7 separate regions of the Homo sapiens genome follow, and regions 2, 3, 4, 5, 6 and 7 are each linked to region 1. The links are chromatin contacts, found by Hi-C or POLR2A ChIA-PET in ENCODE. All regions are on one chromosome and are shown on one strand. Each heading gives the region's core, a stretch centred on a gene start or an enhancer-like site at or near the end of the contact. The rest is flanking DNA. Distances are from core to core; before and after follow the strand shown.

What was found. Hi-C counts contacts between places; a loop is a spot of excess contacts on that map. ChIA-PET counts read pairs that join two places held with the same protein, here RNA polymerase II (POLR2A). Pooled maps may share reads with other maps.
Region 2: a map of naive thymus-derived CD4-positive, alpha-beta T cell shows a loop between it and region 1 (11-fold over the local background). The contact joins the promoter of TCTA here to the promoter of SMARCC1 in region 1. A Hi-C loop is called at or near these places in 1 of 168 maps with a recorded cell type or tissue (naive thymus-derived CD4-positive, alpha-beta T cell) and 8 of 50 pooled maps. POLR2A ChIA-PET finds 5 or more read pairs at or near these places in 1 of 52 experiments (AG04449).
Region 3: a pooled map shows a loop between it and region 1 (11-fold over the local background). The contact joins the promoter of USP4 here to the promoter of SMARCC1 in region 1. A Hi-C loop is called at or near these places in 3 of 37 single-sample maps with no recorded cell type and 6 of 50 pooled maps. POLR2A ChIA-PET finds 5 or more read pairs at or near these places in 1 of 52 experiments (activated CD4-positive, alpha-beta T cell).
Region 4: a loop to region 1 is called in a pooled map, with 11 times the contacts of the local background. The contact joins the promoter of QRICH1 here to the promoter of SMARCC1 in region 1. A Hi-C loop is called at or near these places in 2 of 37 single-sample maps with no recorded cell type and 7 of 50 pooled maps.
Region 5: a map with no recorded cell type shows a loop between it and region 1 (15-fold over the local background). The contact joins the enhancer-like site here to the promoter of SMARCC1 in region 1. A Hi-C loop is called at or near these places in 5 of 37 single-sample maps with no recorded cell type and 8 of 50 pooled maps.
Region 6: a loop to region 1 is called in a map with no recorded cell type, with 11 times the contacts of the local background. The contact joins the promoter of NDUFAF3 here to the promoter of SMARCC1 in region 1. A Hi-C loop is called at or near these places in 2 of 37 single-sample maps with no recorded cell type and 7 of 50 pooled maps. POLR2A ChIA-PET finds 5 or more read pairs at or near these places in 2 of 52 experiments (HepG2 and activated B cell).
Region 7: a pooled map shows a loop between it and region 1 (12-fold over the local background). The contact joins the promoter of ARIH2 here to the promoter of SMARCC1 in region 1. A Hi-C loop is called at or near these places in 1 of 37 single-sample maps with no recorded cell type and 7 of 50 pooled maps. POLR2A ChIA-PET finds 5 or more read pairs at or near these places in 3 of 52 experiments (GM10248, H1 and WTC11).

The regions. Positions count from the first base shown.
Region 1 is chr3:47,780,134-47,783,324 of GRCh38, reverse strand. It overlaps SMARCC1 (SWI/SNF related BAF chromatin remodeling complex subunit C1), which reads left to right and starts at 1,432. Exons shown (of 28, transcript NM_003074.4): 1 at 1,432-1,722. The coding sequence starts at 1,528. RefSeq lists silencers at 689-748, 859-908, 1,319-1,538, 1,719-1,958 and an enhancer at 1,192-1,486.
Region 2 is chr3:49,410,795-49,413,985 of GRCh38, reverse strand. It overlaps TCTA (T cell leukemia translocation altered), which reads right to left and starts at 1,563. Exons shown (of 3, transcript NM_022171.3): 1 at 1,346-1,563; 2 at 876-930. The coding sequence starts at 1,559. RHOA (ras homolog family member A) reads left to right here and starts at 2,010. Exons shown (of 5, transcript NM_001664.4): 1 at 2,010-2,166. RefSeq lists enhancers at 1,351-1,760, 1,696-1,990, 1,889-2,863 and silencers at 1,831-2,130, 2,191-2,470, 2,481-2,570.
Region 3 is chr3:49,338,630-49,341,820 of GRCh38, reverse strand. It overlaps USP4 (ubiquitin specific peptidase 4), which reads left to right and starts at 1,768. Exons shown (of 22, transcript NM_003363.4): 1 at 1,768-1,897. The coding sequence starts at 1,797. RefSeq lists enhancers at 1,148-1,207, 1,298-1,467, 1,098-1,597 and a silencer at 1,638-1,827.
Region 4 is chr3:49,092,568-49,095,758 of GRCh38, reverse strand. QRICH1 (glutamine rich 1) reads left to right here and starts at 1,688. Exons shown (of 10, transcript NM_198880.3): 1 at 1,688-1,847. RefSeq lists enhancers at 1,114-1,453, 1,564-1,683, 2,052-2,564 and a silencer at 1,804-2,053.
Region 5 is chr3:46,537,353-46,540,543 of GRCh38, reverse strand. LRRC2 (leucine rich repeat containing 2) reads left to right here. Exons shown (of 9, transcript NM_024512.5): 4 at 1,343-1,499. Among named protein-coding and RNA genes, the nearest start is that of LRRC2-AS1, 18 kb to the left of the region's middle. RefSeq lists an enhancer at 1,423-1,482. Within about 2 kb of position 1,628, at least 16 of the 41 ENCODE cell types and tissues checked have a DNase peak (open chromatin) inside an H3K27ac peak, as active enhancers do.
Region 6 is chr3:49,020,673-49,023,863 of GRCh38, reverse strand. It overlaps NDUFAF3 (NADH:ubiquinone oxidoreductase complex assembly factor 3), which reads right to left and starts at 1,743. Exons shown (of 5, transcript NM_199069.2): 1 at 1,643-1,743; 2 at 1,326-1,518; 3 at 1,096-1,162; 4 at 888-988; 5 at 369-808. The coding sequence starts at 1,719. The coding sequence ends at 692. MIR191 (microRNA 191) reads left to right here and starts at 3,155; the gene lies at 3,155-3,191. It also overlaps a transcript of DALRD3 not described here. RefSeq lists silencers at 1,353-1,402, 1,463-1,582, 1,623-1,722, 1,943-2,132, 2,169-2,371 and an enhancer at 1,887-2,656.
Region 7 is chr3:48,917,131-48,920,321 of GRCh38, reverse strand. ARIH2 (ariadne RBR E3 ubiquitin protein ligase 2) reads right to left here and starts at 1,480. Exons shown (of 16, transcript NM_006321.4): 1 at 1,324-1,480. It overlaps ARIH2OS (ARIH2 opposite strand lncRNA), which reads left to right and starts at 937. Exons shown (of 1, transcript NR_161301.1): 1 at 937-2,534. RefSeq lists enhancers at 350-1,100, 1,101-1,852, 1,578-2,047, 1,853-2,603 and silencers at 1,158-1,237, 1,308-1,407.

The sequences.
Region 1 (3,191 bases), core at 183-2,682:
GCCTTGGCCTCCCAAAGTGTTGGGATTACAGGCGTGAGCTATCTCGCCTGGCCCTCTTGATCACATTCTATTAACTTTTTTATTTAATATATTTTACTGTCCGTGACACAGCCCTCAGGAGATCCTGAAAACATGTACACACCCTCATTTTTAAAAGATCTCAGAAACTTACCAGCAGTTAGTCACGTTCTCACAAGCAATTAGTTACTTGCTTCTCTGCGATCATATAGCATTATGTTCACAACTCCATTATGGCCAGTCATACTTTTTATGTTTCTGAAACAGGGTTTCGCTCTGTCGCCCAAGCTGAAGTGTAGTGAGTGGCGCGATTATAGCTCACTGCAGCCTCCATCTCCCCAGCTCAAGGGATCCTCCCACCTCAGCCCTCCAAGAGGCTAGGACCACAGGCTTGCAACACAACGCTGGCTGATTTTTGTATTTTTTGTAGAGACGGGGATGGGTGTGGTGGTCTAGAGCTCCTGGGCTCAATTGATCCTCCCGCCTCAGCCTCCCAAAGTGCTCCGCACCCGGCCAATATACCTTGTTAATAATTTAAAAATTTTCGGCTTCTATGTGGGCCATTCATTAACTCATCAAGTATTTACTGTACATCTGTTCCTTGTCTCAGGTGTTCAGGATACACCTGTGAACAAGTTAAGATTAGGTTCTCATGTAATTTATGTGGAAGGTAAATGAGAAACTAGAAACGCCGGGTCGTGGTGAGCGCTATGCAGAAAGTGTATGGGTGTGAACAGTTGTTCAAGATTGTTAAGATCTGACAACTACTTTCTGAAGTCCTTTGAAGCAGTGAATCTGAACGCGTCTCGTAAGTGCAAATCAGAAGGGAAGACCTGCTGAGGTCTCGAAAGAGCCAGTGCAAGGGCCCCTGGGGCAGGAATGAGCCGCTGTGGCTGGACCCCTGAGGGAGTGGAAGGTCTGTGAAGCCGAAAAGCCTAGGCGTGGGAGTCCCAGATGGCTGTTCACAAATGCCGCCGGGCCGCTGGGGGTGGAGGGCCTGAGGGAAAGCGGGGCCCGGCGCAGTCCCAGTCCGGGTGCAGGGCCCTCGGCCAGCACTCGATACCCTAGACAGGCTTTCCCTTGGGCATTTCTCGCACCAGGCCTTTTCCCTCCAGCGGAGGCGGGCTATGACACATAACCCACCTGCGGTTGTTGACCGCATAATGATTCGACGTCGGTAGCGAGGGAAGAGCAAGGCTCAAAAACCGGCGCTCACTAGGGCAGAATGCAGCCTACGGAGGATGGCGGAAGAGGCGGCTGAGGCCGCAGGACGTGCTATTCCAAGGCACGGCCGCACGAGTGCTACGCATGCGCGTGCGCTGGCTCGCGTCAGATACAGTGCCAGTTCCCAGATGGGGCGGGGCCGGGCGTCCGCGCCGGAAGAGGGTTGGCTGGGCGGGGCCGGGAAGCGGCAGTGGCGGCTACGCGCGCGGGGGTGCGCGCGGGAACGACCGGGAAACACCGCGAGGGCCGGGGTGGGCCAGGCTGTGGGGACGACGGGCTGCGACGATGGCCGCAGCGGCGGGCGGCGGCGGGCCGGGGACAGCGGTAGGCGCCACGGGCTCGGGGATTGCGGCGGCAGCCGCAGGCCTAGCTGTTTATCGACGGAAGGATGGGGGCCCGGCCACCAAGTTTTGGGAGAGCCCGGAGACGGTGTCCCAGCTGGATTCGGTGCGGGTCTGGCTGGGCAAGCACTACAAGAAGGTGGGTTCGCGCGCCCGTGGGGGCCGGGAGACCACGCGACCGGGGCCGGAGGCGGCAGCTGGCCTCGCGGGCCTCGGGCCGCCCCTCCCCCCCGCACGCCACGAGGGACAACAAAGGCAGGCGCCGGGCCCGCCACGCCCCCGCCGCCCGCTCTGGGCGCCCGCGATCCCGGGGCCTGACTGGGGTTCGGGGCTCTCTCCTCTGAGCCTACGCACCCATGGTGAAAGCCCCTGCTCAGTCTCGTGTGCCAGAGCAGGTCGAGCTCAGCCACTAAGCGAGTGTGACTCTCTCTCTTTTGTCAGCTGCCTTAGGTGTGTGAACAATGATCCCTAAAGACCGAGCAAGCGTGGTAAAAGCAGCTTCAAGTTTTGTTTAGAGCGTATTCAAAGTCTCGAGGGGGTTTGCTACCTGTTGTTGAATTGCTAAACGACTGGGATGATTGTATTCGTTAATTAATAACAGGCAATATGAATTCTAGGATGGATGAGAACTATTAACGACGGTTCTACCTCATCGTGCTTCTGGTTCTGTGTGGCGTGAGAGTTGATGGTCGCTTGTACGTAAAGTGTTCTAAAGGGAGGCCTTCCCCAAGAACCCAGTTTTTATTAGAGCACTTTTCTTGTGTCACCTTTATTTTCTTCGTAGTGTTTACCACATTTTGAAATTATTCATTTACTGATTTCTCCTACCTTTGGAACGGAAGTTCCGCCGAGTCAGTAGTTTTCAAAGTTTTGACTTAATCCTTTGTTTATAACAAATGTTTTTTTTTTTTCCAACTTCCCTTTTGTGTAAATATTCAGGAGGACTCCCTTAAAGGGTGTAATGAAGCAGGTAGCCGAAAAGGCTCCCCAGCCTCTGAAGTTTTCCTATCACCCTCTTTAGTTCTGTACTTTCTCCTATTGAGAATCATAGCACTGAAGCAAGGGCTTTGTTCACTGCAGTGTATCCGGGAACGTGGCTGATACTTATTGCCTTACCCTTAGTGGCTGCTTAGTAAATATTTGTTGAATGAATGAAAACATAAACTAGTTTAGGAACCTATTTTTTTGGCCTCAGCAGCTCAGTGAAGCCTGTCAGTGTTTGGCAGTTATTAGGCATGGGCAGGGATCTTGGGTTCCTTTGGCATTACACGTGGTACATTCAGAAATGACCATTTCTGGCCGGGCGCGGCTTGGAAGGCCGGGCGGGTGGATCACCTGAGGTCAGGAGTTCGAGACTAGCCTGACCAACATGGTGAAACCCCGTCTTTCCAAAAAATACAAAATTAGTCGGGTGTGGCAGCACATGCCTGTAATCCCAGCTACTCGGGAGGCTGAGGCAGGAGAATCTCTTGAACCCAGGAGGCAGAAGCTGCAGTGAGCCGAGATTGCACCATTGCACTCCAGCCTAGGTAATAAAGTAAGACTGTCTCCAAAAAAAAAAAAAAAAAAAAAACAAAAAAAAACCAAAGACCCAGAAATGATCATTTC
Region 2 (3,191 bases), core at 314-2,813, 1.6 Mb before region 1:
TTACAGGCATGAGCCATGGGGCCTGGCCTCTTCTCTAAGACAGAAACCTGGGCAGTGGCAGCCTTTCTAACCTCTAGCCCTAACTCTTGGACCCCTTTATCTACTTGCCATGAAGTAGGCATTTATAAAGGCAAATTAGATCAGACCACAGCCTTGCTGAGTTAGTCTTTCAATGGCTCCCAGGGTCCAACAAGCTCTCACGTTCAAGCTCCAGCATCACAGTCTTACCTATTCTAATATGTCACCCGTATTCTTCCCTCTTAGCCTTGCTCAATCCATTCCCTTTGCTTGGTACACTTTGTCACCCTGTGGCATTTGATCTCGGCTTAGGTGTCTTTCTTGGGAGAAGCCTTCCCTGACCACCCTTGCCCCATGCACTGCCGCCCTCCCCTAATAAATCCCTGGCTCCCCATGAGCAGGGCCCGGGTTGTCTTTGTTCTCTGGGCCTCGTGTGGCCCCTATCACGTGATAGGGGCCCAGAGATTATCTGAATGAATGCCCTGATTAGTGAGCGCATGTTTTGCAGAAGAGGAGGCTGACCCTGATGAGGTCAATGTGCTCAGGACAGAGATTACTGCCTTCCCAACTGAGGGGATTGTGCAGAGTGGAATCCAACAAACCTGTCATTTCATCTCTCTGAAATTATGACAATACCACCACCTATCCTACAGGCTGCTGAACAGCATGATGATGGACTGTCCAGACCTTGGTGTCACCCTAACTTGAAGCCTGAGCTCTACGTGCAGACTTGAAGCTTGCTGCAAAGGCCATTAAGCTGGTGGGCTTAAAGCCTGAGAACTCCCCTCTCTGTCACCAGCACAGGAGTGTCCTTGGAATGCCAAGCATGGGGTTGCGGTATGGACAGATTTACTCACCACGAAGGGAAATGCGTGGAGCCATCAGGCGTGGATCCATTCTGACCACCCAGACCTGGAGGCAGAAACACATCCAGAGCTGCAGAAGGCTGGGGTGGGAATCTGAGCAGGCATCAGCCCAGGTCAGGTTAGAGACCACTGGTATTGTTTGGTGAAGTCTGGTGAGGGTCCTAAGGGACTAATGGTATTGCCAGGTGAGAGTTCTGAGGAACAGATACAATGTGATGGGTGGACTGGTGGGGATTCTGGCGTAAAATGGTATGGTGGCATGAGTCAGGGCACAACGTTAAGTTCTCCCATCCAAGTACCTGGCTTAGCTTCCGAGGTCAGATGCGTTCAGGGTAGTAAGGCCGTGAACCAATGTTAAGTTCTGATGAGCCTCTTGCAGGATAGTGGGGAACCCAATGGTACAGTCGGGAGAGGGTGGGGGCGGGGGCGGCCAGCCCACGGAGGTTCGTAGGAAGCCTCACCTGGACGGTGATACAACCCGGTCACTGTATTCCCGTAGAACCCCCACGCCAGCTGGATGCCCAGGAGACTTAACACCAACCACAGCAGCAGCAGCTTGAAGAGGGTCACGCGCATGTCCTGCGCCTCCCACTCCCGCAAGAACTCGCTGCCCAGCGCGCCCAGCACCGTGGCCGGCAGAGCCTGCAAGGCCTGCCCAGACCAGGACTCCGCCATGACTGGCCCTCGCCCCACCCGGGGTACTGTCACCGTAGTCCCCACCACGCACGCGTGTGGTCTTCCGGGACCAGGCCCGTTAGTGCGCACGCGTAAACCCAGCCAGGGTGGGGCCTACTTCGCGTGCGTGAAGAGTTGGCAGTTCGGGGAGGAGTATTAAAACCGCGCACGCGCACCTAACCCCACCCTGCTTGCTTAAGGGATGAGTGACTCCGGGAGTACAAAATAGCAACCAGGTCTTTTATAGCCCCGGAGTTCCCGTGATGCCCCACGCGGCTGCAATGATTGGTTAAGGGTTTTGCTTTTAGGGCGTGGACGGGCTCCTGAGCAATAGTGGATGAGCTGTGAGTGCGCGCGCGTGCGCGGGGCCGCGACCTGTGCCGGCTCGAGCCCGCTGGGCACTCGGAGGCGCGCACGTCGTTCCCCGCCCTCCCGCCGCCGCCCGCCCTCGCTCTCTCGCGCTACCCTCCCGCCGCCCGCGGTCCTCCGTCGGTTCTCTCGTTAGTCCACGGTCTGGTCTTCAGCTACCCGCCTTCGTCTCCGAGTTTGCGACTCGCGGACCGGCGTCCCCGGCGCGAAGAGGCTGGACTCGGATTCGTTGCCTGAGGTGAGCGGAAGGGTTCCCTCCAGGCGCCGCGGGGCCCCAGGCCCGCCAGCCCGGTACTCTTCCGGCCGGCAGGCCGCCGCACCGCCGCGGCCGCGCCCCACCGGCTGCTCGTGGCCGAGCCGCCCCTGGCCCCTGACCCTTGACCTGACTCCCAGCCCGGGCCCCGCGCCCCAAGCGGCGACCCCGCCCGCGCAGTCCCCGGAAGCGCGCCCGGTAGTCTCCTGTGCCCCTTCCCCCGCCCGGCCGGGCCTGGTGGAGCCCAGGCTGCCCGCCTGCCCGCCCTCGGTCCCCGGAGCTTCCTCTCCCAGCGGCGCCGGGCAGGGCGGGGGCTTTGGGCCGGGCCCCGCGACCGCGCAGTGTAGCCGGCCGCTGAAAGCGCGCGTGGCTGTCGGAGTTGAAATGGGAAAGAAACTCTTTACAACTCCATTTTGCTTTTTACGTTTAACGAGAAACGACAATCACTGTTTCATATTGATTAAAGTCCAGTTACACTTTGGGTAGGTTTTCTTTTAATGCAGACTTGTTGGAGACTGTGTAAGTAAGTAAAAGATTGTATTGAACGCTTAGGGGTATGATCTACGGCCATACCACCTGGAACGCGCCCGAACTCGTCTGAAAGCTTTGGGGTCTGTTTTGAGTGGAAAAGGGGTATTTTCCATTTGGAAAAAAAAAACAACACACAAAACTGTAAATGATTTAAGCGATGTTGCATGAAAATAGATGCAATGTTGCTTAGTCGAAGTCGCTGTATTGATTAGGAATGATCTAAATATCTGTACCTTAGTTACTGATTGGATCTACAGTTACGGGTCGTCTTCATTGAATAGCGCTATTCGCATCCAAGTTGATTTGTTCACAAACCTTGTTTAGTAGTTTACGGTGGAAAATTGGAATCCTTTTTACCTCAAAGTTGGTTCCACTTGTGTTTTTTAATAGTTCTGATTTTAAATTTTTACCTCTGTTGTTGACTTGTTTGGTTCTGTCTTGAAGAAAGTCTTAAACGTTTCTTGCAGGTGTGTAAGTAG
Region 3 (3,191 bases), core at 519-3,018, 1.6 Mb before region 1:
GGGGTCTTGCTCTGTTGCCCAGGCTGGAGTGCAGTGGCGCAATCTCGGCTCACTGCAACCTCTGCCTCCCAGGTTCAAGCGATTCTTCTGCCTTAGCCTCCCGAGTAGCTGAGACTAGGTGTGGGCCACCACTAACGGCTAATTTTTTTTTTTTTTTTTGTATTTTTAGTAGAGAAGGGGTTTCACCATATTAGCCACGCTGGTCTCGAACTCCTAACCTCGTGATCTGCCCGCCTCGGCCTCCCAAAGTCCTAGGATTACAAACATGAACCACCGCGCCGGACGCCCGGTCTTTTTTTTTTTTTTTTTTTAAGACATTTCGGTCTCCACGTTGGTCAGGCTGGTCTCGAATGCCCGACCTCAGGTGATCCTCCTGCCTCGGCCTCCCAAAGTGCTGGGATTACAGGTGTGAGCCACCGCGCCCGGCCGGTTCACACCCTTTATTTGTATTTATTTTTTTTTTTTTGAGACAGGGTCTCACTTTGCCGTCCAGTCTCAAGTGCAGTGGCGCCATCTCGACTCACTGCAACCTCGACCTCCTGGGCTCAAGGGATCTTCCTACCTCAGCCTCCCAAGTACCTGGGACCACAGACGCGAGCCACTGCCCGGCTATTTTTTGTATTTTTTTGTAGAGACGGGATTTCGCTATGTTGCCGAGGTTGGTCTCTAACTCCTGGGCTGAACCTATCCTTCCGCCTCAGCCTCCCAAAGTGCTGGGACGACAGGCTTGAACCACCGCGCCCGGCCTGGTTCACACACTTTAATGGCACTTACCACATACTGCTAGGCATTGAGGTTATTTCTGTAACATCTCTTCTTTTCTACTAGATTCTATGAGGGCAGGAACTAGGTCTTATTTTTCTCTGAGGACAAGGACTGTTAGACAAGTGTATGGAGACGCATCTAGACCAACTGCCTGACTTCCTCTTTCCTCTGGGTTTACTTCTCCCTCCAAGAGGAGGGTTGTGTGTGTGAGCGGGGCGACTGGAAAACATAGTGTTCAGGACGTTGTATCTTGTTCCAGGAACTAAGTACACGCCTGGGTAACTAATGTGGAGTACCTCTCCTTCCCCTGTTGCTATCGCCCCTCTGTGGCTGCTTGGCAAGTAGCTCAGTATGAAGAGCTGACGGAATTCTGCGGTGGGCCAGGTGGCTCTGGCGTCGACTGTTTAAGGCGACTGTTAATGACTACAACACACCATTGAGTCTTGGTCCCAAGGCGCTGGTGCACATGGTACTTCCCGAAATCCCTGTAGGGCCGCTGGAGCAGGAGCCCCGATCCCACGTTTGGGCAGCTGACTCGCCTAAGGCCTCCAGCTGAAAGCGGAATTGCAGGGGTGAGAATGAGCAGACCTAACTACCGGGCTTCTCGCACCTGGCCTGCATTTATTTAGGACCACGATAACCTCGAAGGCCAGGCTGGGGTGCCCGATGGGTCGTGGGCTTGCTGCCTAACTCCCTGAGATCGGCGGGCTGAACAGAGCTTCGAAGTGTAGCGCCATCCTGAGCAGAGGAAGGGGCGCCCGAAGGCCGCGTAGCGGGCGGCAGGGCGGGAGGAAGTAGCAGCTGCTGCTCCCCGCCCACCCCTCTCGCGTGTGCCTTTCCGCTCCACTGTTCGCCGGTGAGCTAGGTGGCGCGAGAGCGGAGGGGAGAAAAGACAGCGGCTGCAGGAGCCGAAGGCCGCGGCTCGAGGTGGGGCAGGGGCGGGCACGCGAGCGTGCGTGCGTGGGCGCGGTCTATAGCACGCCGCGCGCGGGGCGGATGTCCGGGCCGGCTGGGCCGGGGCCGCGGAGGAGATGGCGGAAGGTGGAGGCTGCCGTGAGCGACCGGATGCGGAGACTCAGAAGTCCGAGCTTGGACCCTTAATGAGGACCACACTCCAACGCGGGGCGCAGTGGTGAGCTCCCGGCTCGCTCTTCCTCTATGCAGAACCAGGGGCCGAGAAAAAGGGGCCTCCTTTTTCTCGGCTAGAGTAGGGGCTGGGCGGGGATGGTATGTAGTGACCCTGGAAGAGTAGCCTGACACCTGCCCCTCAGGAGAATAACTCCAGGATCAGCTCTGGGAAAGCGCAGGCGGGGCCTGAGTGTCGTCTCAGTTCATTTGGAGCCCTAGGGGGCGGGCCCGGCGGGGGCCAGGAGGAGGGATGTGGAGAAGGGGAAGGTTGGTGGGGACCCTAAGGGTGGGGAGAGCCCTTTACCATGAGGACTCGCCGTGTGACCTTGGGCGAAGGTGTCACAGACCTGGATTCCTCACTGTTAAAACCAGGATAGCAATATTTGGCTCACCGACCTCAGTGGGTTGAGGGGAAAATCAGAAGTAGATACTTTGTAACTTGTAAACTGCCAACAGATGTCAAGGTCAGAAGCTGAACAAATGTCTGAGAACCCCGATTATTTTGGTAGCAAGTGTCAAAAATATTTGCGGCAGCAGTGTCTTGGAGTGGGAGAGGAGGATAGCCTAGGTCCTGGAGCTAGATAGAAGATGAAGGGTCCAGAATTTAGAAGACCCAGGCTGAGTTATTAGGCATCTTAATAGATTGTTTAGTAGAGGGGACAATACTTTGTACTACTGGAGAGATTCCTGGGTGGTGTAATTGTGTAGGAGTAGAAAAACTAAGGCTAGACTTTGCATCGAGTATGATTGTTACCCATCTTGTTTGTTTTGTTTTGTTTTGAGATGGAGTTTCACTCTTGTTGCCCAAGCTGGAGTGCAGTGGCGTGATCTTGGCTCACGGCAACCTCCGCCTCCCGGGTTCAAGCGATTCTCCTGCCTCAGCCTCCCGAGTAGCTGGGATTACAGGCTCACGCCACCACACCCAGCTAATTTTTTGTATTTTTAGTAGAGACCGGGTTTCACCATGTTGGGTAGGCTGGTCTCAAACTCTTGACCTTATGATCCACCCGCCTCGGCCTCCCAAAGTGCTGGGATTACAGGTGGGAGCCACCGTGCTCGGCCCGAGTGTTACCTATCTTTAAGAAATCATTGTGGTGATGATCTGCCGAGGAATTGAGCAGGAGAATAGAAAAATTGGGGTTAGGAGGAGTACAGATAACAGCTTATGTATTCACCTTGAGCTAACCAGTTTGTGAAAGGCAGGGTAAACAGAGGTACTTTTTTTGTGTTTTCTTTTCTTTTCTTTTCTTTTTTTTTTTTTTTTTGAGAAGGAATTTCGCTCTTGTTGCCCATGCTGG
Region 4 (3,191 bases), core at 439-2,938, 1.3 Mb before region 1:
CTTAAAGGCAGGGGCCTGGGTAGGATTCATACCCTCCGCACCTGGTCTGAGAGAATGGAGGGCCCTGGGGTGTTTGTCCATGGTTAGGACCCCTGTGCCAGAGGGATCTAAAAGGTTTGTTTCTGCTGGTGTGGAGAGGCCTAGCTCCCAGTCTGATCATTCAGCATATAATTTTTTTTTTTTTTTTTTGATACGGAGTTCCACTCTAGCCCAGGCTGGAGTGCAGTGGCTCAATCTTGGCTCACTGCAACCTCTGCCTCCCGGGTTCAAGCGATTCTCGTGCCTCAGCCTCCCAAGTAGCTGGGATTACAGGCGGGCGCCACCACTCCTGAATAATTTTTGTAATTTCAGTAGAGACGGGGTTTTGCCAAATTGGCCAGACTGGTCTGGAACTCCTGACCCCAGGTGATCTGCCCGCCTCGGCCTCCCAAAGTGCTGGGATTGCAGGCGTGAGCCACTGCGCCCAATCAGCCTATAATTCTTTTTTATTTTTGAGACGGAGTCTCACTCTTGTCCCCCAAGCTGCAGTGCAATGGTGTGATCTCAGCTCACTGCAACCTCTGCCTCCCAGGTTCAAGCAGTTTTCCTGCCTCAGCCTCTTAAGTAGCTGGGATCACAGGCATGCACCACCACACTCGGCTAATTTTGTATTTTTAGTAGAGACGGGGTTCACCATGTTGGCCAGGCTGGTCTCAAACTCCTGACCTCAGGTGATTCACCCGCCTCGGTCTCCCAAAGTGTTGGGATTACAGACTTCAGCCACCGTGCCCGGCCCATTCGGCATATAATTTTTGAGTGCCTACTACGTGCCAGGCAAAGTGAGATGGGGCATACGTGCTGTGGTGGCCTTCCAAGTTCACGGGAGGGGAAATGGGTGACCAAGCACTGTATGGGAGCGGTCTCCCTGGGGCCTGTGCAAGACTGGAAGAGGTTCCTGACCCAGCCTGGGCCTCAGAAAACATTACTCTAACGAAGTGACTTCTGAAGGGAATCACGAAAGACTACGGGGAGTTTGCCAGGATAAGAGGAACAAGGGCAAAAGCTCCGAGGCAAAAAGAGTCTACAGCAGGCTGGAAGCCCTCTGGGGGCAGTGTAGGCTGCTGCTGAGGCCCGAGTGTGCCTGCAGCTTTAACGCCTTCCACATTTTCCCTGTATACAAACACTAGGCTACCCGGGGGCCCGCTTTAAGGTGGACCCAACTGCGGAAGGCTGAACTCAGATGGCAGCAGACAGCGGGAGTACCAGATGCTGACTCCTCCAGGAGGTGAGCAACCTAGAGGCTTCCCAGGCAGGGCACGGCTGGGGACGCCAGGCCCAGGACAGAAGTTTGTGGGGTCCACCTTAAGCGAGAGGCCGAGCCTGGCCAGGCCCCGCCCCGCGTGGGCGTGCTCGACCAAAGGAGGCTCTGGCGGGCGACGGAAGGTGGGTCCAAAGAGCTAGCTTGGAGCCCTAGCCTTCCGAGACTCCACTACTAGGCCAAGCCACGGCCCTAGCTCCGCCCCACATGGAGAGGCGTCCATGGGCGGAGCGAGCCGCTCCATACCCTAGGATCCACTATCCGCTCTAGCGGCCAGAAGCGCGGCCACCTTCCCCTGCTGAAGCGTTCACTTTAATTTTGGCCGGTAGGCAGTCCCAGATCTCGCGGGATCCGACGCCCCGATTATCGCGAGAGGAGCAATCGGCTCCTATTGGCTGTGAGGGTTGAATGTAAGATGGCGCCCAGGGAGCTGTGAGGAGAAAACCCTGTCGGTCTTGGAGCGACGACGGCAGAACCAGGGTCCCTGGCGGTGCGGCGGGGCCGGCGGGTGCAGCGGAGGCGGCGGCGGCGGCGGCAGTGACGTCGCCGGGTGAGGGCTCCAGTGCGGGTGGGGATGCGGCGAAGCTGTAGGCCTGAGACGGGGGGCCCACCCCACACAACGGCGGGCGGGGGCGGGCGGGCCACTACCGCTGGGCCCTGGAGAGTTCGGGGCGGCTCCGGAGCCGAAAACGTTCCTGGGCTAGCGCACCCCGCCCTGTGGATGGGGGAGGGGTGGCCCGGGGATTTGGGTGGGCGCGGCGCGAGATGGCGCGCCGGTGCGGGCGCGCGGCTGAGCCTGTTTTTACGCGCGCGCGCTGTGCGGCTCTCGGTGCGCGTGGCCGCCGACGTGCGCGTTCCCGGCCCGGATATCTCTGCTCTAGGAGCTGTGGCCCGTGGGCAACCGCGGCTTTCTGGAGCGCGCGCCCGTGACGACCCCCAGTTTTGGGGCGCGCGCTCTGATATCGGGTGGCGGTGCTGCCTCGAGAGCGCGCAGGAGGCTTCTGCTGAGCAGAGGGCCGGCCGCGGCTCGTTGCGCTGGGAAGGTTGAGGATTGGGTCCTTTCTGGTCTGGTGACGTTCCCGGGCATCCGTGGCCTCGGCCTGGAGAGAAACCAACCAGCTTTGCTGTCTGGCTTGCGGTTCCGCTCCTCTGTGAGGGGGGCGAGATTGCCCGTTCTCCTCGAAGAATGCCGTTACTTGAGGCCCAAGTACGGTGCGGGTGCTTGGGTAGGGTGTTTCTCTGCTTCGGAAACCAAGCCCTCTTGGTTTGAGAGGGCAGTGAGCCCCTTCGGATTTCCTCACCTTGTACTGGGCTTTCTGCCGGGCAGGGAAGGTTAATATTAGAAGGCCCTTGAGTGGTACCTGCTTATCTTTCATTAGAAACTAATACGTCCATAAGCGTAATTCATACACGTCACCTCTGTGCGCTCCGGAAGGGAATTCGCTTATGTGGCCCATGTGAACTCCGAGCTCTAAAATGCCAGTTTAAATCCTTAAACGCAGCTTTTCTTTTGCGTAAGTGGGAGGGGCTTACTTTATTATATTAAAGGCCCACCTTTGCCTCAGCCAAAAAGTTGGCCTTAAACAAAATGGAACAACCTGAGAATCAGTGCTTTACCTTTTTTGAAATTGCAGAAATCCCAGCAGAAATTACTAAAATCTGATAGTGTATCACTGTAAAAGTCACTTTTGGTGTAGGATTTCAGTCCTTTTCAGCTCTTTTTTTGACCCTGCCGCTGTGTTTTGGTGTCAAGGAAGTTCTAGGTTTGTTCTAGAGAAATAGGCACCTCTTTTTTCTAATACAAAACATCTGCTAGTTTGATTTACAGTCTTGCTCAATTAAGCTTAAGGAATAGGAAGCTAAGAGGAAGTAAAATTAGCCATCAAATTTGATA
Region 5 (3,191 bases), core at 379-2,878, 1.2 Mb after region 1:
AATTTTTTTTTTTTTTTTTGAGATGGAGTCTCACTCTGTCACCCAGGCTGGAGTGCAGTGGTGCTATTTTGGCTCACTACAACCTTCGCCTCCTGGGTTCAAGCGATTCTCCTTCCTCAGCCTCCCAAGTAGCTGGGATTACAAGTGCACGCCACCACACCTAGCTAATTTTTGTATTTTTAGTAGAGATGGGGTTTCACCATGTTGGCCAGGCTGGTCTCGAACTCCTGACCTCAGGTGATTCACCCGCCTTGGCCTCCCAAATTGCTGGGATTACAGGCGTGAGCCACTGTGCCCGGCCCACTTTGCCTATCTTATGGTACTGTTGCATGAGATAATACTAGAGTGAAAGCACTTTTGCAAGTTAACAGCTTAACCCACACACAGGAGGGCAATGGTTGTAAAGCACATTACAAGTACCAAGTACAAAAAAGAAGGATCACTATGGACTCCATTGCTCCCTCCACCTCCCCTTCAACTGCCATGGAGTTTTCCACACCTCATCCCACCTCCACCCTGTGCTCCAGCCACTTTGCTGATGGTGCGTTGTGGTCAGCTTCTGAGGTCAGGGGACCTGTGTGTCTCGTCTTTGCCCCACCCCTCAGTGCTGAGCACCCCTCACCTGCAATGGGGGCTCGGTAACTCTCGGTGAATTAGATTTCTTCAGCTGGACAAATAGCCTCCTTAAAGTCTTTAAACGCTTCTTGCTTGACACCTTTACAGTTTTATCCCAGAACACTTGAGCTAGGGGAGGCCTTGGACACTGAGTTCATCAATGTCATTTCAGCAGTGGAGACCCAGGGAGGTGGCGTGACTGGAAAATGGCAGGGCCTGGGCCGGAACTCAGGTGTCCCAGCTGACTGTCTTTCTCATGCTTTTTCCCTTTCATAGACTCTTAAGAATATTTGGAAATGTGGTACAGCAAATATTAGAGGTTTATCAAGTATTTCTAAAAGCAACTACAGACAAAGGGAAACGAAGCACAAATTTTGAAATCGAATGTATAGACAGACCTTAGGGGATGTTAAGTTGGTATGTTGCAAATAAATAATACACATTGTGGCTCTAAGTGTGAGTCTGGTTTTTTGTGTTCACTAGGATTTAATTTTAATAACATCATGAATTCACGGCAGTTTTGAAATAGGGCTAATATACTGTTGTGAAGTTGACGACAACTGCGGTGTCTTTGGTTTCTTTTTGAAATGGCTGGAGTGCTGGTGGTTAAGTTTTATGCTCTCGTGTCTGCTTTCTCACTTCCTGTTTTAAAATAAATGCTTGGTTTTACACGGCTTTGTGCACACGGAGGAGCTAGTTCTGATTGATGTCATTCTTTCTATTTTAGGAGCTCCCAGATTCATTGAAGGAGCAGACACACCTGAGAGAATGGTACATAAGCAATACCTTGATTCAAATCATTCCTACATATATTCAGTTATTTCAAGCGATGAGAATTCTGGATCTGCCAAAAAACCAAATCTCACATCTTCCAGCAGAAATCGGTATGTCAACTTAGCAGGGGTCTTCGGGCCTCTGGTGTGTTAAGCAGGCAGCTGTCAGGCAGGTGACAGACACTGTGCAGACACCGTGTTTCCTCTCCAGCTTCCCCAGGAAGTGGTTGGGCAGGGCCGTTTGGAGGCTCCCCAGAGCTGCTTGTTTGCAGCATCCCTTTGGGTGGTGAGGTCGGCGTCTCGCCTGTATAACTCAGCACACAGGACACTTGCCAATTGCTCAGAAACCAGAAGTTTCATGAGTGAGCAATATTTTATTTAGGAACTCTGTGTTTATTTTCTTTTTGTTTTAAACCTATAAACGTGCAGTATGCTTATTAGAAATGTAATGTATTGCTCTTATACATTAGTCCATTGATAAATCTAGTTTAGCTTATGTTGTCTTTTTTTTTCTTTTCCTTGAGACGGAGTTTCGCTCTTGTTGCCCCAGCTGGAGTGCAATGGCACAATCTCGGCTCACTGCAACCTCTGCCTCCCTGGTTCAAGTGATTCTCCTGCCTCAGCCTCCCAAGTAGCTAGGGTTACAGTCACGTGCCACCAGCTGATTTTGTATTTTTTTTTTTAGTAGAGAAGGGGTTTCACCATGTTGACCAGGCTGGTCTCAAACTCCTGACCTCAGGTGCTCTGCCTGCCTCGGCTTCCCAAAGTGCTGGGATTACAGGCATGAGCCACAGTAACCAGCCTGATGTCTTTTTGATGGATCAAAATTTTATAATTCTCAGTCATTATTCAGTTGTGTTATCTTAAAATGAAAATGACAGTGATCATTATTGCTTCTCTTTTTCCTGGGGTGCAAGGAGTGAAGGTCTGGAGCTGCATGGAGCTCCATTCTTACACATGTGCCCTGGGACCAGTGGTTTCGCATAGTTATGTGAAAATTTACCAGAAGCCAAGACCCTGTGGGACAGGTGGCTTGTGGAGCCTCTGGTGTTCATACATGTCTTGCTGGCTGTGTCAAGACTACAAGGCTCTGACCACCCTCTTACCCAGGCCGATCTTGGGGATGCATATGCATGTACTAACCTTGAGGGATGAGGAGACACCTGCTCCCAGGCAAAGAGCAGCCTTGCTAACCACTTGCTGTAAAAGTGGTGGGTTCCCCAAGCTCAGGGTTCTCAGCTGTGATGTATATGTGCATAGCATCTATCCAGGCCATCTGCATCACGCTTGGTAAACTTAGCTGTAAGTGCAACTCACATCAGTATGCTGTGTTGGACCAGGAGCCTCGTGTCTTCTGTCGGTATCCATGAAACAGGAATAGGCAAAATTTATTAGCTTCTAAGCAGGGTAAAATCAAATTTTAGACCCAACAAGGATAAGTACTTCTGTTTCCTTGCCTAGTTTCTGGAAAGGTAGAAAGGACCTTAGAATTTCTATGACTGAAAAGTACCATTTTTGACATGTAAGGGGTCATTTACCTCCTGCCCCTTTATTTTGCAAATTGGAGAGACCCACTGACTGAATCATTAACTGACTGAATCATTATCATTTACATATTACACTAAGGAACTTCTTCAGAGCCTGGGCTAGAAGCCAGATTTCACTATTTGCAGGTCATTTTTGGGCAAGCTCATGGTATATTTAAATAACTGGATAGAGTTTCTGAGGACTGAGTTACTTTTAAAAACCCTTTTTAGGCTGGAGGCGGTGGCTCATGCCTGGAATCCCAGCACTTTGGGAGGC
Region 6 (3,191 bases), core at 494-2,993, 1.2 Mb before region 1:
GTGAACCCTTTCTCTACTAAAAATACAAAAATTAGCTGGGCGTGGTGATGCATACCTCTAGTCCCAGCTACTCAGGAGGCTGAGGCAGGAGAATCACTGAAACCCAGGAGGCGGAGGTTGCAGTGAGCTGAGACTGCGCCACTGCACTCCACCCTGGCGAAAGAGCAAGACTCATCTCCAGAAAAAAAAAAAAAAAAAAAAGCCCAGTGTAGTGGTAGGGGCCTCTAATTCCAGCTACTCAGGAGGCTGAGGCACGAGAATCGCTTGAATCCAGGAGGTGGAGGTTGTAGTGGGCCAAGATCACGCCACTGCACTGCAGCCCGGGCGACAGCGAGACTCCATCTCAAAAAAAGAAAAACAATCAGCGATTTTGTGAGAAAAGCCGTTGAGGTCCTCTCAAATCTGCATGTGAGCAAGTAGGTCTACAACAGGCAAACATACTGCTTCCCGACTTCTGAAAAGTCAAGGAATCCTAAGTAATCTAGATGAAAAAGTGACTCCTTGGTTTCTTCACATTCCCCTCCAAGAGCCCAGTGAGCCATCAGCTCCTGGCCAGCAACACACCTGATACAAAATGGGAGAAGTGTATAAATTATTATGTTGATAAGCAAGATAAGTGCCAAAGGGTAGATAAGAGTGAAAGCATTGGGAAGCCTGGCAGAGTGCAGTCAGCAGGTCAGTTCCTGGCGGTTCATTGAGCAGCTTGGCCCAAAGATGTAAGTGAAGTCCCTCCTGGTGGAGGGATGAGAGCAGCTCCAGTTACTCGGCCTTCATGACACAGGAAGTTGAAGGTGGCACAGGCATTGGGCTGCAAAGAAAAGGCCAGCATCAGCCTGTCTAGCGCCAGGCCTGTGCTCCCCGCAGCATGCCCCAGTCCCGGGACTCACCGTGTCCTGCACTTCCACAGCAATGCCCCGCTGCCTCATGGCTTGAAGCACCTGGGACTGCAGCCTCTCGGTCCGGTCTCCAGTCCCCACCACCACGATCTCTAGGGAAGGGTGGGTGTGGCTAGTCTACAGTTCTGTTGAGAGGCTGCAGTGGGGGTCGCCTTCTGGGGCCCAGAACACCTCTGTTCTCCCTCCCCTTCCCCAGTACCTATCCGGGGCTCCAGCAACCAGAAGAGGGAAAAGCTGTCTTCGGTGATGTCCTGGTGGGATCCCACCTGTGCAGGGAGGAGGCACATTTAATACGACAAATCCACGCAGCCTCTCCCCATCTCCATCCACTGCAGGAGGAGACAGAGGAAAGCCAAGTTTGCAGGGACCAAGCAGGGTGAGGGCCTGTGACTCTGGGCCTCAGTTTCCACACTGCGGGCCAGGACTCACGTTCCACTGCACCACCGAGTGCGGGAGCAGAGCGCAGGGGCCGAGCACGCGGTTTCCGTTTATCATGAAGCCGCGGCTGTTGTAGCTGTCGATGTACATTGCCTGAGCGGCCTCGCGTTGCAGCAGAGAGATGCGCGTCCGCTGATACAGCTCGTCATCCGCCGGCGAGAGCCGATGCCCTCGCCGCGGGGCCCTGCGGAGGGAAAGGGTCAGGGGCGCGGGGCCGGGCCGGGCAGCCCGAGAGGCCGGAAGGTGCTGGGCTGGCAGTCGCCGGCCCTAGGGGGCTGGATGGTCGAGGGCGCGGGGTCCAAGCTCACCAGGGAAGCTCAACGGGCGGACAGCGCAGCGAGGGTCGCGCTCGGTACAAGCTACGTAGCGCGAGAGCGGTGGCCATGGCTGACCAACGCGCGGCGAAGTCGTCACCGGCGCCGTTAGTCCCCGGGTTGGGAGGGCCCTGCGGAGCCTGACCCAGCGTGGCTGCAGCGCCCCCTGCGTCCCGGAGGGCACCGCACAGCTCGACCGGCCCAGCAGGCGAGTGTCCTCAGTCTTAGGAGGCCGAGTTCCCCGACCTCCGGCGCAGCTCCAGTGTCAGCACCTGCCGCCCTCCCCGCCCCGGGCCCTTGCCCATAGTCCCGGGGGAGTGGAACACCTGGCAGCGTGGCCACCCTCAGGGCGTTGCCTGGGCCGCAGCCGCGGCCTGGCCCCCGGGCTCTCAGCTATTAAGCCGCGCTCCCGGGGCGGGGCGACCGCCCACCTGGTCGCGTCCCGAACACCTGGCCAGGCGGTGGGTGCCAGACTTCTAGCCCCTAATTCCAGCCTTTGGGGCTTCGGGCACCGTGGGCGGGGCAGCCGGCTCAAGTTTCTCCGGCTAGACGCGGAAGCACGCCCCGCCCTAACCGTCACCCGCGCGACCGTTGGCCTCTCCGCAGCGCGCGGAGAGGGGCGTGGCCGAGCGTGGATTGGCTTCTCGGGTTCTCTAGGGGGCGTGGCCAGGTGGTTTCTCCTTAAAATGGCTCCAAGTCTGCAGGCAGCCAGAGCAAGCGGAAGGGCAAGCTGTGATAGTGTTTGGGTGGCTGTTCGGCTGGCCCAGACCAGGCCGAACCGGACCAGACTTGAAGTAGAAGCGCGTGGAGCATCACCTTGTCCTCGTTCACTCTGCTCGCGTCCTGGGAGTCCCCCGTCCCCCGTCTTGATCCAAGTCAAGGGCCTACTGGCGCGAGAGTCGCTGGCCCCCGCGCGGGGTTTGGGCATCTCGGCACGCCGGCTCTGTCGTGGCCTCAGGGGAACATTGTCGCTTTCGCTACCCGCGGGGCCGGGCGAGCGGGAAGCTCGGCACAGTGGGAGCCTGGTGGTGGGTCTCCTGGGGCCGGTCGCAATGGGTTTCCGGGGGTCCCGCGGCTGCTCTGTGGACCCCTTCGGCCCCTGGTGCTCCGGGCGCTGGCAGCGTCACCGGACAAAGGCCACCGAGCGCGGGGGTGTCCCCGAGGTGGACGCGCGGGTTTACTTCCTCTCCGGCCCCACGGGCGCGCTTCCCTCCTGACGGATTCCGAAGCCCGCCCCACCACCGTCACCGCACCAGTGGCCCAGGCTTCGTGGGACCAACAGGGCTAATCCTGCCCCACGGATCTAATCCGGATCGGGACCCGGTCCCAGGGGAGGCCCCCACCTCCCCTTCTATTGTTCTGTGGCCCAGGTGAGCGTCTTGTTCCCTCTAGACTCCGTTTCACAACCTACTCCCGGGTCTTCCTCCTGGGACTGGGGATGGGCGGGTTCTGATGTGGCCCCAGGGCGAGTGACCTGGGGGCAGGAGCTCCCCCGCCCCCCGCCAACGGCTGGACAGCGGGCAACGGAATCCCAAAAGCAGCT
Region 7 (3,191 bases), core at 231-2,730, 1.1 Mb before region 1:
AAAAGTGGGCCGGGCACTTTTTCAAAAAAAATTTTTTTAAAGGTCATGCACAGTGGCTCACGCCTGTAATCCCAGCACTTTAGGAGGTCAAACCGGGAGGATAGCTTGAGCCCAGCAGTTCAAGACCAGCTTAGGCAACCTATTAAGATCACGTATCCACAAAAAATTTTACAAATTAGCCAGGTGTGGTGGTACGTGCCTGTGGTCCCAGCTACTTAGGAGGCTAAGAAAGGAGGATCACTTGAGCCCAGAAAGTCGGGGCTGCAGTTAGCTGTGATCGCCGCCACTGCACTCCAGCCTGGTGACAGCAACTTTGTCCCGCCCACCAAAAAAAAAAAAAAAAAAAATTTCCTCCAGAGCCAAAGTCACATGTTCAGGGGACCTAACAACCAACCATCCTGGGCTTGCCCACCACGCACAGAACACGTAAGTTTTAGTGAGTCTGAAGACGTTTACTCCAGATATGATCACTAGCGCTGAATTCAGGTCATTTACTAACTACACCTCCGAAGAAAAACGACTTGGCACAAAACTAGAAATCAGCAATTTCGTTTCAAAATCCTACACTTTGTATCTGTCTTTTCTAATACGGTGACCACTAGCCACATGTGGTTATTTAAATTTAATTACACTTAAAAAGTAAGTAAAATTTAAAATTTAGTTTCTCAGGTGCACTAGCCTACAGGTCAAATGCTTAACGGCCACGTGTGGCTAGTAGCTACCATGCTGAACAGCAAAGGTAAAGAACATGTCGCTATGACAGAAAGTTCTATGGGACCAGGCAATGAACAGTACTAAGGAGAAGTCATCCAAGAACGCGGCTGCCCAACCAGCTTCTGGCGAGGCGGCGGCACAGCTCCGGGGCCGCACATCCCTAGGGGCGCCGCGGGCTCCGGGATATTCGCGCGGACGCGGAGCCCGCGAGCTGGGGATACCCTCCACAGGCGGGCGTTAAACCGCGCGGGCAGCGCTGCGAGAGCTCCCAAAGATGACTCGAGTGGTGAGCCCCGAGGCGGCGCGTTTCCCCGCCGCGCCAGACAGGGAGAGAGGGCCTAGATGTGCCGGCGCCGGTTGGTCAGAGGCGGTGGCCTCTGACCTTTCCGAGAGCTGAGAAGGCGGCGGGAGGAAAAAAGGCAGACACACGCTGGGCGCCCGGCCGCTGACGGCGGGTAATGCTCGGACAACGTGCCGGCGACGGGGAGCGCCCGGGCCTCCCGGGCGACGGCGAAGGCGGAGTCCCGGCCCGGCCAGGGAGGCGCGCGGAGAGGCCCCCCCAGCGGCCAGCCAAGGTAAACAAGGCCGTGACGTGCGCCGCGCACTTACCGGGAGCTGCGGCCTCGCGGCCGCTGAGCCCGAACAAGCCAGACCGGGTCAGGCCGGGCCAGAGGGACCGGATTGGGGCGAAGCGGCAGCGGAGGCGGCGGGCCGACGCCGGTCAAGCCCGCGCTGCTTCCTCCAGAAGAGTCGTCCCCACAGCTCCGGAAGTGCTTGGCGCCGTTGCGTCACTTCCGGATCGGGGTCGACCCACGGTCGCTCGGGTCGCGACAGGCTCCCGGCTAGAGGGCCTGTTTAGCGCCGCCTCCTTGAAACTTAGCGCTCTGACCCAGAGTCTGACCAGGGTACGGCAGGCGCCGACCGCGTCTGGAGCCACTATTCGCCTACCAGCGTCTCCCGTCGAGATGTTTTTAACCAGCGCGTTTCTCACCGGCTTCTCATTTCACTGTTTGTACTCCGGGATCGGGCACGGAGAAGACATCCTGGCGTCAGTGGAGCAGATAACCATTGTTTCTCGGCCGCTATCTGGTCAGAGGGGAGCTGGGCCGGGAAATTCTGCCTACACCCCGAGGCGGTCGCAGGGTGGCCCCAGAGCCGCAACCACACCAGGCTTTCGCTTCCCCTGCCGAGGCCTCGTTCGCCGCGCAGTTCTCCGACTTACGGTCACCGTGCAAGATTGCATCTTAACTGCCTTGCTTGCAGTTTCTTTTCACAGTATAGGAGTTGTCATCATGACTTCCAGTTACCTTCTGGGACCGGTTGTCAAATGATGTGGCTAGAGACGGAGGCTCACTCAGATTGTTGCTGCACCACAATGGAAATGCCAGTATGAAGCCGCTGATGTTAGGAAGGCTCCAGGTTGTGCAATTCCATAGACAACAAATCAAATCATTTCCAACCATACTGGAGTCGCGTATATACATATTCAAGACACCTGTGCAGGCCGGGCGCGGTGGCTCAAGCCTGTAATCCCAGCACTTTGGGAGGCCGAGGCGAGTGGATCACGAGGTCAGGAGATCGAGACCATCCTGGCTAACACGGTGAAACCCCGTCTGTACTAAAAGTACAAAAAAATTAGCCGGACGTGGTGGCGGGCGCCTGTAGTCCCAGCTACTCGGGAGGCTGAGGCAGGAGAATGGCGTGAACCCGGGAGGCGGAGCTTGCAGTGAGTCGAGATGGCGCCACTGCACTCCAGCCTGGGCGACAGAGCGAGACTCTGTCTCAAAATAAAATAAAATAAAATAAAAAATAAAACAAATAAAGACACCTGTGCTGGCTGGTCGCTGTGGCTCATGCCTGTAATCCCTGCACTTTGGGAAGCCGAGGTGGGAGGATCGCTTGAGCCCAAGAATTTGATGTAGTGAGACCCCCCTCCTTTCTACAAAAAAATTAAAAATTAGCTGGGCGAGGTGGCACACACCTGTGCATCCCAGCTACTCAGGGGGCTGAGGTGATATAGGATCGCTTGAGCCGAGGAGGTCGAGGCTGCAGAGTGCCAAGATCGCACCACTGCAGTCCAGCATCGGTGATAGAAGGAGACCCTGTCTCAAAACAACAATAACAAACCATACAATGTAGAAAGCCATTAAAAATCATGCCGCGTGGCCGGGCACCGTGGCTCACGCCTGTAATCCCAGCACGTTGGGAGGCCGGAGCCGGCAGATCACGAGGTCAGGAATTCGAGACTGGCCTGACCAGCATGGTGAAACCCTGTCTCTACTAAAAATTTACAAAATTTGCCGGGCGTGATGGTGGGCGCCTGTAGTCCCAGCTACTCGGGAGGCTGAGGCAGGAGAATTGCTTGAACTCGGCAGGCGGAGGTTGCAGCGAGCAGAGATCGCGCCACTGCACTCCAGCCTGGGGGACAGAGCGAGACTCTGTCTCAAACAACAACAACAACAAAAACCTTGTCGGGT